Regions from separate parts of the Homo sapiens genome. Here region 2 is linked to region 1. Evidence: chromatin loops called from intact Hi-C (ENCODE). Cell type or tissue: sigmoid colon. All regions are shown on one strand. Links, peaks and the distances in the headings refer to the core of each region. The heading gives the core; the rest is flanking DNA. Region 1 holds the start of NOVA1 (NOVA alternative splicing regulator 1). Region 2 overlaps NOVA1-DT (NOVA1 divergent transcript).

What was found. Hi-C counts contacts between places; a loop is a spot of excess contacts. Peaks named below come from ENCODE experiments on the same cell type or tissue, not always from the same donor. Only the 100,000 strongest peaks of a DNase experiment are listed, where the experiment ranks them.
Region 2: a loop joins it to region 1, with 2.9 times the contacts of the local background. A loop is called at or near these places in 1 of 110 quality-filtered maps.

The regions. Positions count from the first base shown.
Region 1 is chr14:26,593,810-26,604,312 of GRCh38, reverse strand. It overlaps NOVA1 (NOVA alternative splicing regulator 1), which reads left to right and starts at 6,280. Exons shown (of 5, transcript NM_002515.3): 1 at 6,280-7,012; 2 at 8,760-8,903. The coding sequence starts at 6,877. It overlaps NOVA1-DT (NOVA1 divergent transcript), which reads right to left and starts at 5,666. Exons shown (of 7, transcript NR_147061.1): 1 at 4,126-5,666. In sigmoid colon, for the core only: no CTCF peak of the experiment used is centred there; DNase peaks (open chromatin) are centred at 5,862, 7,002 and 7,422; H3K4me3 peaks cover 4,149 bases; H3K27ac peaks cover 1,238 bases.
Region 2 is chr14:26,658,286-26,668,788 of GRCh38, reverse strand. The region is part of intron 2 of NOVA1-DT (NOVA1 divergent transcript); the gene reads right to left. Among named protein-coding and RNA genes, the nearest start is that of NOVA1-DT, 65 kb to the right of the region's middle. In sigmoid colon, for the core only: no CTCF peak of the experiment used is centred there; no DNase peak of the experiment used is centred there.

The DNA.
Region 1 (10,503 bases), core at 1,638-9,637:
TATTATTTCTTCAATTCACTTCATTTTCCTATATACAGTATTTTTTAATGAAGGAGCTATCCTATAAAAATGATTGTTTCCATCTTTAAATGTGAAAAGATACATTTAAAAAATTATATTCTACCAATTCCTATGTCTATTTTTGATCTCTGGCCTTACTTAGCTCTAGCTAAGAACATCACAAACGGTGATGTGACAATGTACTAATTTATTACACCACAATGATGGCATAAGAGTGAACTATGATAAATATTTCTATTATTTACACATAGAGGAATTGCAACGTCAAGTAATCTTATGAATCCACAAAATCTTACGGTTAAAATGGAAAGGTCCACAACAAAAAGTCATAGCTCTTGAGTATTATTAGGGTGACCATATAATAATCTAAGTTAGGACAATTTTGAGGGTATTAACAATTGTTCTGGGACATCTGGCCTAAGCTAGGATCATTTGGGGGCAATTGGACTTGGAGTCACCCTAGGCTTTATCAGAATACAGTATATACGGTATACAGTCCAAGTGATTTAAAACTTGGTTGACAAAACATATAAATACTAGTCAGTTATTGCTTTGTTAGTCTACTTTTGTAGTTCTTTTTTAAGATCGTTTTTCTTCTCCTTTTATATCTTAACATCTTTATCTTTCATTGTTTTACTCCAGAAATTTTTCACATCCGAATGTTTTAAAAGATGCAACTATCACATTTTGAACTGTGGTTCCAAGAAAATGTATTTTCAACTGTAGATTTTAATAAGTATTATTGTTTTTAAAATGCAAAAATACAGAGAGTAAGTATGTTGAATATATTCTTTACATTAATCTTGTTTTCCTTTGTATTTATTTTTCATTGTGCCTAACGGTACATCATCAAAATGTGTACTGCTAACTCATTTAAAAATACCTGGTAAGGTACATATTATGTACATTGATTTTGATAATATTCTTTGTCAGATTCTACAAATGGTAGAAAATATACTATTTTTTTTCAAGAAAAAGGAACTTACAGAGCATCTATCAAGTCTCCTATTATATGGATGGGAAAATTAAAATTCAGAGAAGTTAAGCTACTGTAAGTCACAAAGTTAGTGCGTGGAAGAGTCATAACCAGATCATCAATTCAAGGTTCCTTTTTTAACTATTTTGAAATAATTTTAGACTTAAAGAGGAGTTGCAAATATAGTAGAAGTTCTCCTGTACCCTTCACCCAGCTTCCCCTAATGTTTACATAACCATTATACAATTATTATGAAGTTCTTTTTTATTGCACTGTGTAGTCTTAGTTCAGATTTATTGCCTTTAAGTCAAGTGTGTAAAGTACGAAATGATACATTTCATAATATTTAGAAAAAGTGCTAGAAAAATTAATGATCCATTAGAAACCAAGGAAGCATATTCAGTGCCAAAGAATTTAGTATTCTTTCTAATCCTAACATATCTATTAGGATGACATATTTACAATTGGAATATTAAGATTTGGGGACTTTGAAATAGTATAGAACACATTTATCTCTCTATATAAATTAGTGTGAGCTTTCATACTTTTATAAACATATCCACCAATAGTGAATTTATTATTAAGTAGAGAAACATGAAAACTGTTTAATTTTTGACAAGGTAAAGTACAATAAATAATTTTTCTATTAGTGAAATCTTAGAAAAGTATTTCTAATCAATACGTCTATTTATAGAACTTGTTATAAAAGAATTGGGATAGGTCATGTATCTTTTGGTATATATTTGCTCCTATTTTCTTTGTGCTACATTGAACAGCAACAACAAAACAATAACAACAACAAAATCAGAATACATACATTGATTCTTCATGACTTATACCTTAAAAAATTAAAAATTTGTTTGTGAAGAGCCCAGAGAAAACAAATTATTCAGGCTTTTTACACTCAGTGCTTGGTTACAGTATTTGAATTATAGAAATTATAAAGCCTTCTTTTTTCAGTACTTCAAGCTTTCCAAATTATTTCATTATCCTTACTATTTAATTCCCAACAATACCTTCTATTAACAGTCTTCTCATTTTCTTTTCCCCTAAATTTAGGTTGATACTTGTAACGAACTGGTAGAGCCTCACTCATATGTCTGTGCTCTATCATTTTAGGGCCCACTGGCCTGATTTTCCGTCACCGTGGGGATGTTCTGACACCAGGAGGTATTAATGCCCCACTGTTTCCAGCCTGTGTAAGGGCAGCGCAGACTCCAGTGACCAGAGAAAGTGCTCAGAAAAAGATGCAGTGCTGGCAGTTGAAGACTGGCCAGCATGAATTGAGTTAATGCCACTAGGAATAGATCTTGACCAATGGCTGAAGGGAGCTAGTACATATATACCTCAGCTTTCTCACACTTCCAGTGGGATAGTTCTAGGGCTAGTGTTTTAAACTGGCTCCAAGAAAATCACAGTGAGATTAAAAACAATGACAACTTGCTTGGCAATTTACACTTTTTTTTTTTTTTTTTTTGCTTTCCTTCCCTTCCCTGCCTCACTTCCCATGTCCTACTGTGCTTCCTGAAATTATTTCCAAAATACATTGCTTGCACTTGAATCTTTAAATCAGGGTCTGCTTCTGGTGAGACACAAATTCAGAAAATGTTTTCCCAAAGCGTTCAAGAGACATTCAAGTAGTGGGAGTATTTATGTTTTGTATTATGTTTTGAGTAACAGGATCGATTGTAGGAAAAGCAAGAGAATGGAGACAAAGTGAGTTTAGGGATATCTGTGGATATCAACTATCTGTCCTTTGTCTTGAAAGCCAATCATTGTTACTGAAAATAGAAAATCTTATGTCTATATTACTTAGCCTGAAACAGGAAGAAAACTCTCTCAATAAAAGACAATAAAGAACAGGGATTTTTTTATTCATATTAATATCATTTTCTATCATAGTTGCTTATAACTAACACAAGTTCTATGGTGTCTTAAGGTGTTATAAATATTATTAAATTAGTAGAGCTGAATTGCTTTGTTAATTAAAAAATAAAATTGTATTTCTTTTTGGAGAAAAGGTCAAACGCTTCTATTATATTTTTAAAAAGTATATTCTAACAGTTTATTTGTAGCATAAAAGGTATATCATACCAAATATTAATAAACTGAGATCTACTGTACATTTTTAGTTATTCAGCTTTATTAGCTGATACAAAATGCAGAAAACGAAGGGTAAAATGTTTGTGATGTCCATTTAATCAGAATTATAGGGATATGCAATAAGAATGATGTAGAAGTATAATTTTTTTTAAAAAAACAACAAAATATACTAAAAAATGGAAGCTTAATTAGAATGTATTCTCTGATAATCTTCATTGTCCAGATTATTAATAGTTCGTAGCTGACTGATACTTTGATGTCTGACTAGGTCTTGGGATAGTCTCTGTGATTCCTGGCATATCATACCTAAGTTACCATTCAGCATCCCATCCACATTAAAAATTATATCTACCATTTCTGGGCCCCATGGAGTGATAGGTATAATAGTATTTAAATATTAAGTCTGAAGAAAGAAATCAGAGAAGGGTCAAATAAATACTATAAGAATACAGTGTGACTTTTATTTAATAGCATGTATCTGTAAAGCAATTTAACTTACAAGCTCTTTTTCAACTTAACTGATGCATGGCAATGCCAAATATTTTCTAAACTATGTTAGATATATTTTATTTTTAGAAATTTGTTAAACTAAGGTTTTCCAATTCTAACCTCAGTCTTTCTCCAATTCAAAATTACATTCTACTGAATACTTTGCTCGAGCTTTAGTGTAATATGTTTGAGTTATCTGTCCTTCAAATATCTTTGTCCACTGTTGTTTACTGTTTTAAAACAATCTAGTGCCAAATACCAGCCCTTTTGTAATTTTTCATTTAAAAACGTCCTTACATAATTTTGTACACTGAACACTTTGTACAACGTCTGGCATCAGCCTTTTACTATCTTGAATACCACATACTTATTCCAAACCTTTTTTCCTCATCACAGCTCCATTTGTACCCAATTGTATGTTTAATTCCTCTTTATTTTGGTCATGAAGGCTATATAGTGGTTTCCCATAACATTACACATCGGATCAAAATTTTGGACTTTGGTTAATAGACCTTTTCCAATATGCACTAACTTACCTGCTTTCCTTTTCTTTCAGCTCTCAGCATACCTTCTTCACTGATTGAGGCAAACGTGTTTTCCGTAGTCCAGATGAACTTTTAGTCCGAAACTAAACGTTATTCTCTTCCTCATTCAGTGGACTGATATCTCTCATTGCTTAAAAAGCACCAGAAATCCCAATGCCTCCTAGATGATTCTTCCAACAAGAACGCTATGAGGAGCGTTAGCATTCCTTGCTATTGCCTATTTAATCTATCAGGAATTAAATTTTATTCTATTCACTTTGGTTATTGCCTAGATATGCATATATTCTTGGTTAGAATATCATAATTACAGTGAAGTTCCTTCTTATGCTTAGTATGAAAGCCATCTTTTTGGCTGAATTGTTGTAGTGGAAAGTATAGGGAAGGAATAACTTCATTCTACAAATCTAGTGAATATGTTTATACCTTTGTACAGCTTAGAATACATTGCCACAGTCTCTCTCGTTTGACTCCCAATAATGGTGGAAATTGGTTGGAGTCTCAGTCTCTGTTTTGAGTGGGAGGGAATCCGGAGCTCTAATGTATTACAATACTTAAGACAGCAGCCTTTGCAGTCACGAAGACCTGAGTTTGAAATTACTACAATGTTTATAACTGCGTAACTTTGGGTAAATTTCTAATATCTTTAAACCTAAACTACCTCATAAAATGGGGACAGTAATAACTACACGACATACTGCATGTAATTGACACAGCATGCAAAGTGGATTGTTTGCCACGTGGTAAGTAAGCCCTTAATAAATGGCAAGACGTTAAGGGATTTGCCCAAGATACACTTGTAAAACAGCCTACAAGGACCAGAAACCAAGGAAGATTTCAGACTCCGAATCCCATGCTTTTCTACTACCCTGCTTCCTAGAACACTGAGTTAATTAAACTACTAATTTGATGAACGACCTTGAGCAAAATACTTCACTGAGTCAGTTTACTCATCTGTAAAATGAGGGACTTGATTTAGATAATGCCTAACGTCCTTTCAGAGTCTATTCCAGCTACATTAGATGTTTTATCCGGTGTTGCAGGGTTGACGTTCAGGTCCGTGATATGTCCAAGATCTGTATAATCATAAGCCGTGCACATGGCAATGAATTTTATTCCGACACTCGTATTTCGTTCAATATTTAGTTCTGTGTGCACACTCAGCTGTTGCCTGTCTTTAGTCTGCCTACCAGCGCCTTGTGAAGGGAAGACCCACACCTAGCTTTATTTATTTATATCCTGGCTTGTTCCCGAAAGGATTTAAGGCGGCGAGTGACACTCTAAGTCCCCTAACGGTGTCACACAGTGCGATTAAGAAATCCTCTTTGGATGAAATCATACCGTAGAAAATCGCCGATGAGTGAGATGCTAACTAATTAATGTCTTTTACCCAACTCTTAAAAATAAAAACTAATGCACCTAGCAAGAAGTCCTGGAAGCATACAGTGCTGGCTCTCCCTCCAGCTCTGACGCTGTCCCACCCGTTGTCAACGGTCACTCGAATGCCCTTCTTAGACTAGCCAAAATTGTCGCCGCTCCAGTACCAGCTGGACCAAGATCCCACCCCACCCCTTCGCTGCCCCTCATCACCCAAGTTTCCTGATTGGGAAGGGGCCCGAAGAACCTTTCTCACATTTCTATTTTATTGGCTGGCACGGCTGTCAGTAATCTCTCCTTCCCGCCTTCTAGCCTAGCGCGTTTCGTGGACCCCTTGGTTTCTGCGACAAGCCGCTTACGTTTGCCTGAGCCGTGTTGCCGGGGACCAGCGACCTTTCACCCCTCCCTTCCCACAGGAGCGCCCCGGCCCCCGCCCCCGCCCCAACCGCCGGCGCGCGTCCTCACCGCGCACGCGCTCCCCTCGCGCGCGCACACGCTCGCGCACACACGCTCCCTCGCCCCCGCCCGCGGAGTTCCCCCTCACCCCTCAGCCGCCCCGCCGGCTGAAGCATCGGCGCTGGGAGGCGGCGGCGCTGCTGAGAGGCAGGGACCCGAGCGCGAAGTGTGTGGGAGTCTACGAACTCAACCCCTCTCTACCCTCCCCTCACAGCCACCCCCCTCCCTCCCCGCCAGCCCCCCCCAACAAGCGGGAGAAATAATGAGCGAGACCGGGCGGCAGCAGCAGCAGCGCCGAGCAGCCCAGGCAACGGCAGAACCGCTCCGGCAGCGGCGGCGGCGGCAGCACCAGCAGCGGGAGCGAGCGCAACGCTAGCGCGGCGCGGGGACCGCCGCGCTCCTTCCCGGCTCCTGCCCTCCTCTGCCGCTCGCTCCTCTCTCGGCATCCACCTCCTTCCCCTCCTCCTGCTCATTCACTCTTTCCCTCACTCTCCCCTCCTCCTCGGCTTCTCCCCGCGCCCCGCCAGCCCTCGCGCTCTCCCACTCCCTCTGCCTGTCCTCCCCGGTCCCCTCCTCCCGCTCATTCACTCGCCCCTCTCCCTTCTCCACTCTCTCCCCCTGTCTCCTTTCTTCTTCTTCTTTCACCCTCCGTCTCTCACACCCCCTCCATTCCCCTGTCTCCTTTCTGACACTGCACTGCAGCTGCTCCTCAGCCCTGCCCCCTCCCCAGTGAGAACAAACCAGCAACATTGCTTTTTTTCCTAAAGAGATTTATATTGATCCGATTAAAAAAAAAAAACCTTAAGAAACCCCAAACGCAAAAAAAAAAAAAAAAAAAAAAGAAAAAAGAAAAGAAAAAGCCAAAACAAAAGGGAGAACCTTCTCCCGGTAGCAGCGGCAGGAACTGCAAACATGATGGCGGCAGCTCCCATCCAGCAGAACGGGACCCACACTGGGGTTCCCATAGACCTGGACCCGCCGGACTCGCGGAAAAGGCCGCTGGAAGCCCCCCCTGAAGCCGGCAGCACCAAGAGGACCAATACGGGCGGTGGGTATCGCTTCCACCTCCCCGCTGGCCCCATCCCCCGCCGCCCGCCCCTGCCTCCCTCCCTCGCCGTCCTCCCTCCCTCCTTCCCTCCCTCCCTCCCGCGGCCCGGACACCTCCAGCCCGAACCCGGCGGCCCCTGCGCCCCTGCCCCGCGCCCCCTCCCCTGCACCTGCCCCGCGCCTAGGTGTCCCCGACACATTTCCATTTCTGTGTTTATCATTCATCAAAATGGCGACCAGTTTTTCGGAATAGACCTATCTTTCCATTTAATCGGTCCAGAGGTTGACCATGTAAATATCCTAGACCTGGGCAAGAAGGTCCATTCAGGAGGAGGAGGAGGATGACCCCGGAGTGAGGTGATGGCCGCCCGAAGATGCGCGCTGCGTTTAACAGTCTGATAAAATAAATAAATAAATGGCACTTGGGTAGCGGATTGCGAATGACTGGGGCGCCGGAGAGTTTTTCCTCTCTCCATCCTCTTGCTTTGGGCCACAAGTAGTATGCAAAATCTTGATGAGTGCATGCCCTTACCGCACTTAGATTGTCGGTGCAAATATTTCATTGATTTGTCTTCAGGGGGGTGCATACGAGGGTGGGGGTGTCTGGAACGGTGACTTGTTAGTTAACATCCTGCGCTTCCTTGGAAGATGAGTTTTAACGGGACCGATATCGCTTCTTCATTTGCACTGGAATCATCTTAACAATGCACCCAATGCATCGAAGCAGAGGTGAATTTATCTCCAGCATATGCATTGTAGACGGATGGGGGTCTTTTGAGTGGCACACCACAACATTTGGAACATTCATTCACATTAAGAAAGCTGGATTTACCGGGGTGTCTCCTGTATAAGATGTGATCAAGTTGACGGAAATTAAAGTTTGTGGAGTTGGCTTAATTTTCTAAAACGTTTCATTTTATTTTTCCTGGTTCTTCCACCCCCTTTCCGTTTTAAAAGTTGTGATTATTTTGGGAAAGGAACATTACCTGTTTTGTCACTTTTAAGCCTATTTAATATAAATGACTCCTAAGCTTTTTAGTATTGGCAGAATTCTTCTTAAGGTCCTTTAATTAATGAGCTTAAACGAGATCACGGTAGACTAAGAAGTGCTAAAGAAATGCACTAGGATTAGTTAGATTTGCCAGTCCACCACACTGAGTTATTTCCTGGCAGTTATTGAAGACTTGGAATACACCCCACAGTTTGGGTGGATTATTTGGTAGGAGAATGGTTGTTTTGCGGACTTTAAGTAGGATATAGGCAATGGCTAATTGTAGTCCTTATGTGTCTGCTAATGACAAATAAATATAGCTCATCACTATTTACAGTCCTGGGCTTTTCTTCTTTTTTAATATGTTAAGTGAAGGTTTGTCATCTTATAAACCTCTGAAGTTTTGTTAAAGGGTCAGTTCATTTCATTTTGCCACAGATAGAATTGGAAGATTTCCATGTTTGGAATAACAACTGGAATTTAGTCATCAGTTTTTACAGTGCTGCAAAATAATAGAATATGTTTATATTTTAATTCCAAGCTTGAAAGTATAAATCCTATAAAATGGGAAACATTTTGTACCTGTTTGTTTTTCAATGTAATTGGCTTATTTTCATTCTCAAAAAATGTTTAACTTCATATTTCCTGCAGTTATATACCCAGTGCTTTAGTTGCTGTTTTTCTCTCTTGAGGGTGGAGAGGGGATACAAAGTTTGAAATACTGTGTTAACCGAGTATATTTCTTTGCATTTTTCAGAAGACGGCCAGTATTTTCTAAAGGTTCTCATACCTAGTTATGCTGCTGGATCTATAATTGGGAAGGGAGGACAGACAATTGTTCAGTTGCAAAAAGAAACTGGAGCCACCATCAAGCTGTCTAAGTCCAAAGATTTTTACCCAGGTAGGTGCAATGGTGAAGAGATTGTTTGATGAGCTCCCCACAGGAAAGAAAGATCTACTTGTGTTGTGTGCTGTCTTGAAAGAATTTTTAAACAATACTGGAGACTTTATTTAGATATTGCTTTATAGGAATATATTGTGGAAAAATTTTCAGATTATTTCTATTGTTGATTATGCCTTTTTCCTATAATTGTTGTACCGTGTATGTGAATTAGACCAGTTGCAAGATGATTCGGGTATTTCTGAATAATTCTTATTAGCAAAAAAACTCAAAAATTTAAAGATAGAAACCTGGACAGCTGGCATCAGGAAATAGGGTTCTTCTGAAGTTTTCAGACATCATTGTAATGACAATTAGCTTAGAGTGAATTCAGAAGAGGGGGGTAGGGAGGCTTCTTAAAGAATGGACCATTTACTTCTGAATCCATTATGTACCTCTTTCTGCTTCATTGCTTTGTTTGTTGGCCTTGGAGTGAAGTAAAGAGGACAAGTGTTGCCTCTTCAGATTTTTTAAATATTGCAGTTTTAATGCAATTGATATAAGGAAATTTATACTGTTATGCAAGAAGTAAAATAATGCTTCAGAATTCATGTTAACTTAAGAGCTAAATTTGATTAAATATGTTGACAGTGTAGTACAGTAACCTACTGGAATATGGGAAGTTTCCTTGGTGGTATAAATTTTTTGTTTTTCACTTTCAAGTATGCCTTTTTAAGTGTTAAATAGTTCTGCATGTCCATCTTTTTCTATTTTTTTCTTACATTTTGCTAATCACTATATGTATTTTAGGTTTAAGGGAAAAGTCTCTGTAATTGAGTAGTACATTTCCTAGATAAAACATTATCAGCTGATTTGCTTTTATTTAAATCTAGCTTTCTGTGATTTTTTTAAAGGTTATTTTATCTTTATGGCTGTCAAAAACGTTAATTCAGTGCTGAGGGAACCAATACTGCTTTAATTTTTTTCTTCCTGGTGGAAAAGAAAAGCTGATTTGCTTTCAGTGATCTAATTCAGTAAGAGTTCTTTAATACAGCAAAGACATCTGGCATGAATGTAAGCAGAACATTTGGAGGACTTCTTTTTCATAGCCAATCACTTGGTATTAGAAATGGACCATTATACTGGATAAGAAGGTTTTAGAATGGTTGAAACTATCATTTAGTTTTACAAATTAAATGTAGTATTTTTTGTAAACATTAAACTTATTAAACTAAAAAGTAATATATTAGACACGATGTTCCTCTAAAGTTTGTTTCCTATGAGTGTAGTTTTGCAGATGGCTTTCCTTGTCTCTGAAACTTTCCTTATGCATTAAGAAAGTTTGCTAACATATTCACATTCATATGTTTAAAAGGTATATTATGATAAAAAAAATCAATGTGGAATTGTGAAAACCCTTAGTACAAATAAAAGCACTCAAAAGAGCTTGATTGCAGAATTAATAACGTGATAGTTCTAGGAAAAGAGCTGCAATGGTAAATTAAATTCACTGTCAATAGATGAAAATGAAATAGCTTTTTTGCATTATACATGAGGTGGTATCAGATGTGCAGGGATGTTACAGAAAATTGGTGTTTATCAAGGATATTCCAAATAGTAA
Region 2 (10,503 bases), core at 1,623-9,622, 64 kb before region 1:
ATATTTTATCATAAAAAATAAAATTATATTTTATTAGGAAATTCAGAAATAAGTTATCTGAAATCTGATAATGAAGAGGTAGAGTACATTAGCTAATAATACTGAATACTTCAGGAAATATTTTCTTGAAAACTAAATGTGACTGACATTGTTCTTTATGATTAGCCATATTCCCCGTCAGATAAGATTCGTTATGAACTGACCTGTTTATTTTTTTTTAAGAATTTTTCATTTTGAGGCTATAATCAGTCTCTAGAGCTTTGACCGAGTGGTTTATATGACAGGTGACCATGGGTTAGTTTTCAGAAGATTAACAGTAAATTGTGTTTAAAATATTCTTCATGTAAAAAAAAATGCTAAAATCTGAGATGAAACCTGAAGTGAAATATTAAATAGATACCATCTATTCCACGAATAATTTCGGTTTTTAAAAACTTTTTCTCCACAATTGGATGTCTCAGAGGTGTGGGAGTTTGCTCAAATTAATCAATATTTTTAATCTTGTGTTGACAATTCAAAATTCAACACTGTGGTAAATATTTAGGTTTTAACAAAACCCTCGACATTCTTAGAGTAGCCATTTTAGAACTGTTGTTTCCTGGAGTATTTCATTCCATAGAAATACTGATTGCAATAGGCTTCTTCTGATTGTGTCTGCTCTTTTAAATTAGGTCCCACTCCACATTACAAGAGAAGTTGTAAGGTAGAATTAACCCTAAATTCAATTATTTCCTAAAGATTTGAAAAGCAGTGCTGTTTATAAATGTCTCCCAAATCCTAATTCCTGACCCAGGAAAGCAAACGTGTAGATTTTGTCCTCAGTGCCAGTTTCCTCTCCTACCTCAGTCAAAGTGTCAGTCAAGTCAGCTGGCTCTGCAGTATCTCAGGTTCCAACTATGCCACCTCTAGTCCAGCTCACAAATACTCACGAGTCCCTCTACCTCGATCCTGTTTTTCCTGTAATACATTAACTTTTGACCTGTTTAGACTTAATTTGGTTTGGTAAATAGGTTGGTGATGTATGGAGACATGAGATTATGGAAAGCTAATACTCCTCCTCACTGTGAAGAGAGTCTTACAATGTTGTAAGTCACAATGAAATAAGAAGTAATACCAACTGCAAACAACTAAGTATCACATACTGAGAGACTGACTTGACATATCTTGGCCATTCATAAACTGAATTGAATTCAGTAGTTCTTGGGTTTGGGATTATAAATAGTGTCTGAAGCAAGATTTTTCCAATATGGGAGAATTTATGTATCTATTTAATGTAAGCCCTTGACCTTTCTTAGACCTTCAGAAGTTTAATTCATTTCTGGACACCTGATTGCCATTGCTAAATGAATTCTGTGCTCATCTATCCCCTTTTCACTGTCTTTGGTAACCAGGATGCAACTCCTAGATTCTAGCCTGTATCTGTATTTTTATATTTTGACTTACTCCCTTTTAAGTCAATATCTTCCTTATATCTGTTTTTATCTACTTTCATTCAGCACATGTGGGCCTCTGGGTTTTAGTCCTAGATATATTTCTTCTCTGGTGGCCTCTTGCTAAAATATAATATTAAAATATGTTTGCCTTTTTTGAGTATGCAACAACTAATGGCAATAGGAAGACCAGAAGGAGGAAGGCATCCTTCCATGAAACAGTCTTTGTAGAGTGTCTACAAACTACATAAACATAGCTAGAGAATGAAGAGTTGGCTGTATAAAGGGGTTGATAAGATTTGGTTGTGTCCCCACCCAAATCTCACCTTGAATTCCCACATGTTGTGTGGGGGACCTAGTGGGAAGTAGTTGAATCATGGGAGCAGGTCTTTCCCATGCTGTTCTTGTGATAGTGAATAAGTCTCACGAGATCTGATGGTTTTAAAAATGGGAATTTTACTGCATAAACTCTCTCTCTCTTTGCTTGCTGCCATCCATGTAAGATTTGACTTGCTCCTCCTTGCCTTCCTCCATGATTGTCAGGCCTCCCCAGCCATGTGGAACTATAAGTCCAATAAATCTCTTCATTTTGTAAATTGCCCAGTCTTGGGTATGTCTTTATCAGCAGTGTGAGAGTGGATTCAGTAAATTGGTATCAGTAGAATGGGGCATTGCTAAAAGATACCTGGATATGTGGAAGCGACTTTGGAACTGGATAACATGTAGAGGTTGGAACAGTTTGGAGGGCTCAGAAGAAGATAGGAAAATGTGGGAAAGTTTGGAACTTCCTAGAGACTTGTTGAATGGCTTTGACAAAAATGCTGATAGTGATATCAACAATAAGGTCCAGGCTGAGGTCGTCTCATGTGGAGATGAGGAGCTTGTTGGAAACTGGAGCAAAGGTGACCCTTGTTATGTTATAGCAAAAGGACTGGTGGCAATTTTGCCCCAGCCCTCGAGATTTGTGGAACTTGGAACTTGAGAGAGGTGATTGAGGGTATCTGGCAGAAGAAATTTCTGAGGAGGAAAGCATTCAAGAGGTGACTTGGGTGCTGTTAAAGGCATTCAGTTTTATAAGGGAAGCAGAGCATAAAAGTTTGGAAAATTTGCAACCTGACAATGTGATAGAAAAGAAAACCCCATTTTCTGAGGATAAATTTAAGCCAGCTGCAGAAATTTGCATAAGTAATGGGGAGCCTAATGTTAATCCTGAAGACAATGGAGAAAAAGTCTCCAGGGCATGTCAGAGGTCTTCATGGCAGCCTCTCTAATCAGATGCCCAGAGGCCTAGGAGAAAAAAGTGGTTTCATGGGCCAGGCCCAGGGTCCCCATGCTGTGTGCAGTCTCGTGACTTGGTGCCTTGCATCCCAGCCACTCCAGCTGTGACTAAAAGGAGCCAAGGCACAGCTCAGGCTGTGGCTTCAGAGGGTGCAAGCCAAAAGCCTTGGCAGCTTCCACATGGTGTTGAGCCTGTGGGTGCACAGATGCCAAGAATTGAGGTTTGGGAACCTCCGCCTAGATTTCAGAGGATGTATGGAAATGCCTGGATGTCCAGGCAGAAGTTTGCTGCAGGGGAGGGGCTCTCATGGAGAACCTCTGCTAGGGCAGTGTGGAAGGGAAATGTGGGGTTGAAGCCACCCCATAGAGTCCCTACTGGGGCACTGCCTAGTGGAGTTGTGAGAAGAGGGCCACTGTCCTCCAGACCCCAGAATGGTAGATCCCCTGACAGCTTGCACCGTGTGCCTGGAAAAGCCACAGTCATTCAATGCCAGCCCGTGAAAGCAGCCGGGAGGGAGGCCATACCCTGCAAAGCCACAGGGATGGAGCTGCCCAAGACCACAGCAACCCACTTCTTGCATTAGCGTGACCTGGATGTGAGACATGAAGTCAAAGGAGTTCATTTTGGAGCTTTAAAATTTGACTGCCCCACTTGATTTCAAACTTAAATGGAGCCTGTAGCCCCTTTGCTTTGGCCAATTTCTCCCATTTGGAACAGCTGTACTTATCCAATGCCTGTACCCCCATTGTATCTAGGAAGTAAGTAACTTGCTTTTGATTTGGACAGAATCATAGGTGGAAGGGACTTGCCTTGTCTCAGATGAGACTTTGGACTGTGGACTTTTGAGTTATTGCTGGAATGAGTTAAGACTTTGGGAGACTGTTGTGAAGACCCGATTGGTTTTGAAACATGAGGACATGAGATTTGGAGGGGCCAGGGGTGGAATGACATGGTTTGACTGTGTCCCCAACCAAATCTCACCTTGAATTCCCATGTGTTGTGGGAGGGACCTAGTGGGAAGTAGTTGAATCATGGCGGCAGGTCTTTCCCATGCTGTTCTCATGATAGTGAATATGTCTCATAAGATCTGATGGTTTTAAACATGGGAGTTTTACTGCACAAGCTCTCTCTCTCCCTTTGCCTGTTGCCATCCACGAAAGATGTAACTTGCTCCTCCTTGCCTTCTGCCATGATTGTGAGGCCTCCCCAGCCATGTAGAACTGTATTCCAATAAACCTCTTTCTTTTGTAAATTGCCCAGTCTTGGGTATGTCTTTATCAGCAGCATGAAAATGGACTAATCTGGGGGTTGAGTAATTCCACCTAATTATTCAGTTTGTTGATTATCTATGACATTGTCATTTCTTCATTTTTTTCTAGTGTCTACATTTTTACCGTTTTAGTAAATGAAAAATTAAAATTTCCTAATATCTGACATGAGATTTAGAATTTTTGAATTTCAGCAATTTGTGCACAATTGTCAATCAAGATTCAATTCTCCTTGAATAAATATTTAAAATGTAGATAATTTCAAAATATTTGAATATTTTGTCATTCCAAACCCAAGGCCTTCAGGGGTATAAGGAGGAAAACATTCATTGTCAATTTTTTTAAGTGAACTAGGTGTCCCATTTATTGATGCTGTTAAGCTAAAATATTTCTTTAAGATGGTTTTCTTCTTGATAATTTGCACAATACATTATCCAACCACTCAACTTTATCCACATATGTGTTATTGTTTCTGGATATTGTTATATGAAATATCTGCTTCAAAGACTGTTTAAAATTCAGTGAAAAAAATAATCTAAAAAATGCATCCTTTGCCATTTAACATTTCACTGAAATAATAGGAATACACAGCATTTCAATAAAAATGAGGATATCATTTACACTTATATTTAATCTTATATCTTAAATCTCTTCTCATATCTTGAATCAGTTCTTTCTTATAGTTAAAGCTATTTGAGTACTGCTGCTTTGTTAGGCAGGATTTTTTCCAGGCTTCCTTTTTCAGTTGCTTTCCAAAGGTGCAAAAATAATCCTGTCACAACAGAGAAGAAGAGCTTATAAAGATGCTTTAAAAACCTTATCACCAGGAAACAGTGCACAGTGTATTGTATAATATAGTGTCTTAAAATACTTCTGCTTACCTCCTCATTGATGCTGCTACAATATTTACATAACACTGCTAACTAATTCTTCATTATGTAGGTTATTTATCGTTTCTCTTGGAGACTGTCTTCCCAACACACTTAATATTATTGAATTGAGTCATTGTTTTTATTTCTACCTACTGTTTAGCTGCAGTGAATCTTTTCTCAGTTCTGGGACTGCATTGGTGGGTCAGGATTCATGTTTACTACTCCTTGGGGTAAGAAATGAAGAGTAGGAGGAGAACTGTGGCAGGACAGAGTCTGGCTAGCCATCAATGCACATTGTTTATGTCTTCAAGATGGGTTATTTCAGAACTAGAAAAAAATAAAAAAAAGGAAAAAATAAAATAAGGGAGCTGCTTTGGTTCAGAGGAATGGATGTCCTGGGAGAAAAAAGTAAAAGTGGAAACTAATATTTCAGAAAATACTTCAGCAGAAAGACATTTTTAGTGCAAGATATCTCACAGGCTAAGGAAAATTATTTGATGCATTAAATATTTTCAAGATTTCTGTGTTGAATACATTTTGAAACCCTAGGCTAGATGTTTTTGTTAACATTTTATGTTAAAGAATTGATTTAAATAAGAAAAAAAAAACCCTATCTTTCTGTATGACTCAGGAGCACTTCACGGCAAACAAACATGTAGCACACTTTACCTAGTTTCAACCTGAAGGTCAATCCAGATGAACAGCGTCTTTGAGTTCCCTCTAACACTTCAACACTGTCAAGCCAGGTTTTCCATTTATCTTCTTGCATGGGTCTACCATTACAGTTCAGACCCTCAGGGTGAGATCACCTAGCTTCCAACAAAGTTGTCAGCCCCACTCCACAAATAAGTCACCTCATCAAACAACAACCAACACTATCGTAGCTCATACCCACACCCTAATCTCCTGGAGCTTAAACATACTGCTTCTCATAATACATCCCTCTTCCAGCAGCTAAGGAAATGAAACCTAGAGGTCACTTACAAGCTATATTTTTCCATATGATTTCTACCAATTGCCCACGAAATCTCAAGGGAAAACAGTTACAGTTATAGAGTTGCTGAACTGCCTTAGATTTGCTAGAAAGAAACAAAAATCCTGGGTAACATTTTTTGGGGTGTGTGTGTTTTCCTCAGCTGAAACAGAAAGCAACTAAAATTTTAGAGGTTCTATAAACCTGTAGATTTTTCTTTATGTACTAAACTTGGCTGTGTATATATAAAGTAGCCATACACCTTTTCTCTCACCAAGTAAAACAATAAAATTAGGAATGATTCTGTCAAATAAATGCAGTAATCCTTCCAAAACTAAACTTACCCGGTTATTTCATGAGTAAATTAGACCTATTAATGTATCTAAATAGCTAAAAACAGTTATGAACTAAGAAAAGCTTTGAATAAATCTTGCTGAAGTATAAAACCCTCTCTTCTTTCTTATAAAAGTAATAAACACATATTTATTGACTAACAAGTAGAAAACTGACGCTAAACTGTGGGCTTTTACAAAGCTGACTCTCCATGACACTATTAGTTGGATTTTATCATCTCCTTATACTGAAGATAAAAACAGCCTTGCAGAGAGCAGATGGCTTCCCAAGGTCATTCCACCCATAAATGAGCTCAGATTCAGTCCTAACTCCAGCCCCAGTGTTATTTCCACTACTTGATGCTATGACTCTCCATTTGAAAATTTAATCATAAAGAATACTACATCATTAATCTACAAACATGTTTTCGTTCTACCCTGTAAAACTTGCTGAGTACAAAATGCTGTCCTCTGTTAAATTGCATAACCTTGGGCAGAGCTAGGGTAGGGTTTGATCTATGAAAAAGATCTGATTAAAAACCTAAATCAAAATATAGAACTAAGAATATGAAAAGCAAAAGTACATTTTCAAGCTCATGGTGAATTGTGTTTTCAGCAAGAATGTTTTTAGATGATTTATAACGGGTATTTTTCAAATTACTTATTACAATAAAAATACTTGATTATTCTTAGTAACTCTACATAAGCATATTTTAAACCATTTGAAAGGATGAACATGATTTAAAACTCTTAATACTAATTTCTGCCTGATGTAGAGGACTTATAACAGATGCCTTAAGTACATTTGATGAACTTCACAAGGATGAAACAACAAGTTCTTTCTTTAATGCTGAATTTTAACTCTCACACAACATTAGTTTAAAAGTATAATAGTGAGATTTTTAAAAATCTAAGTAGGCTTAATGTATTTGTGATTTTATTTTTTGTCCATATCTATGAGTATGTTGTCTCATATAAAATTGTATTACTATAGATAAGAAGTCATTTTTATGATCCTGAAAATAGCAGTATACATAATACTAAGTGTGTTTAGTAGGTGTTATATAAAAATGTTGACTTGGTTCCACAGTTTCTATGTAATACCTTAGTTTAACTTCTGGACCACAGAATGTCATGGCATTAGTGCTGTTTGGCAATAGGAGAACTGAATGGCTACTATTCTGTTAAAAGTGTAATTAATGACAACTAGTATTTCAGAAGTGCAGCTATCTCATGCAGAGCTTTATAGTTTATGCAATTCAAAGAGTAATAGAAATAAATAAAATAAATTTTATTCTTTCTCTTTTTCCCAGTTGGCTTTTGTTGGCATTTTCTCTGTGTTCAGCAACTTGCCATTGTTTACAAGGAAAGATGAAGATAAGATAAAGAGAAGGGGCCAAAAAGGCAAATTACTTATAGATTTAAAAAGAAAACACAGGGCTAGTCATTTCTCTATCAATCACTTTAATCAGCAGGGAGATTATTTAATTATTTCCCCCTCTTATTTTTCTCATTCTCATAACTCAATTATTGGCTACCTGAGCCTATCCAAGTTCAGCCTTCTGAACACATTGGTTTTTCACTTATTTTTAGGTTGGAAATCTTCTTCAGCATTTTTCTATGCAAGCAACTTGGTTCAGATAGAGTCTGTACTCTCCATAATCCCCCAAAATAGCTTTTGTGTGTATTAATTGCTTTATATAGTTTAATATTCTTACCAATACATGAGCTCATTTGATGCTCCAAGTTCAGAAAAATATTTAGAAATTTTATGTAACTTACACAAGTGACATTCTCTTAACCACAGTACTGACTCTAGGACTATCTTCCAATGGGGAAGAGGAACGCTGGTAGAAACATATGTACTGATATATACAGAAAAATAAATAAGAAGACTAAATTCGTGGGAACTGTGGGAGGACAAAAACAAATGTGCAAATGGCTTGGAATTAAGAAACATCTCTAAGGAGAAAAGCTGACTTCCGGGAAAAAAGTTTCTGCAGTAATTTGAAGGCTGTCCTACTCTCATGGATGAATCAATATCCAAATTTTCTGAGCCTTGACTTCCTACCTGTATAATGGAAATAATAGTTGATATATCTAAGTCCTCTCCAGTATGTTTCTCTTAGTCTCCCTGACACTGCTAAACAATATGGAATTCTATATAGTTTGTTAATCTCATTCTATCACACAAATAATGTTTCTACACCATTTGGAACTTCCAAATTCCACTCCATTAGATAATGAGCCAAATCCAGTTCTATTTTATAACTATAATGAAAATCTGCATTATTGAGAAAATTATATAGAAAAAATCACAAATTTAACTTTTAATATAGAAAAACAAATGTGAGGTTATTTCCATAGAGAATATGATTTTTTCTTCTTGCTAAATTAAGAACAATCAGGATAGAGACATTCATTAAACTTTTTATATCGAAATTAATATTTTGATGATAAATATGTCTCTCTCTCTCTCTCTCTGTCTCTCTCTCTCCCCCCTCCTTCCCTCGCTCCCAATTTTTTCACAAGAACACAGAAGCACGGAATTGAACTGATCATAATTTACGTTTCAGGGTACAGTGGTGCCTACCTATAATCCCAGCTACTTGGGAGGCTGAAGTAGATCACCTGAACACAAGAGTTCCAGGTGGCAGTAAGCTACAATCCACAACACTGTACTCCGGCCTAGAGGAGTATAATTTACCAAAAGTTCCAGTTGTTATGCTAAAATTATCTGTGTGCTTGTGCTGAGGTCACCGTTCCCAAGGGCTGCTCCCAATCAATGGCTGAGCCTGGCATGGATACTGAGGTAAGCCTGTTCCTTGGAGATGTGGGACTCCTCTGACAAGTGACTTTGGCTCAAGGCCTTTCTGATGGCCTTGCTAAAACTTCCTTCTAATCCTGCCTGGGCAGGCGTAGATCTCCAATCAGGTCTAAGGTAAAACCAACTCAATTTGCCACTGAGGGCAGGCATGTGAATCACTGGCTTACACATCTTGTTTGGCTATGAAGAAAATCAGGGTTGGAGCTTTGATTCTAGGTTTCAGAGTTTGATGTAATTCTTAGTTTTGCTCAATGGGAAATGAAAATCATAATATAAAGTGTAACTTTCTTAGAATTGAAGGGCATCAATAGATCCAAAGGGGAAAGACAAAACTAGGAAATTGATGGAGATTTCAAAATGTTTGAAGTAATGTTAATCTAAAAGTAGTTCATGTTTCTCCAAAGAACAACAGTTTGTAGGCACAACAGAACAGAAACAACGTAGAAATTGTTAAGTACTTCTTCCAAGAAAACACAGGGACCTGGGCACAGTAGCTCACACCTGCAACCCCAACACTTTGGTAGGTCAAGGCAGAAGGATTGCTTGAGCCCAGGAATTCAAGACCAGCCTGGGAAACATAATGAGACCCTGTCTCTACAAGGAAAAAGAAAAGCTAGGTGTGGTAGCATGTGCCTGTAGTCCCAGCTACTTGGGAGGCTGAGGCAGGAGGATCACTTGAGCCTAGGAGGTAGAGGCTGCAGTGAGCTATGGTTGTACCACTGCACTCCAGCTGGGGTGACAGAATAAGACACTGTCTCTAAAGAAAATAAATTAAAATTTAAAACAAGAAAACACAGGAATGTCCAAACACAAACACATACCATTGAATTCAAGAAAAAAAAGCCTTCCTTTCTTTGTTTAGGAAATCTCCTTAAGGTTCCCCTCTATTTCCCTCCTGCTCTGAGCTTAGAGGAGGATAGCTCCTTCTAGCTCTGGTTGCTCTTTTGGTGTAGGTTCATGGTGGCCCACCACCTGGACTGTAGAGGTATTTATCTTCTTATTTTTTTAATCAACTTTAAAGAGTTTGATTTTTCCCTACTTATACCTTTAGGAGAGACTAAAAGATGTTTCATTTTCTCGTGCACAGTTATCCCTAATAGGCCTGAACTGCCAGCTCTCCAGACGTATATGGATAGTCCTGAATGCAGTTTAGGTTCTCAGGCTGGGAGCCAGAAAATACAATGAAAGAAATATTCAAAGAACTGCTTAGCAGTCATTTGAAGATGCTACAATGGAACTTAGGAAAACTATGTTTATGGGTAAAGATTTATTAAGAATCATCTGCATTAAAATAATAATTGCAGAATCAAAAGAGACACATTTAATGAGGAAGGTAGTGTAGGGAGATTTATCAAAGAATCAAGATTGAGTCTTAGAAAATGCCTTTGTGGACTGGGTTTGAAAATCTAACATGGGCCTTCATAAAGCTCAGCTCTTAATTCTTTCCACAGGTCTCTGGAGCTCGTTCTCCATTATCTTCTCGCTTTGCAGCAGCTCTCACAGACTTAGCCTTCTCCACTCT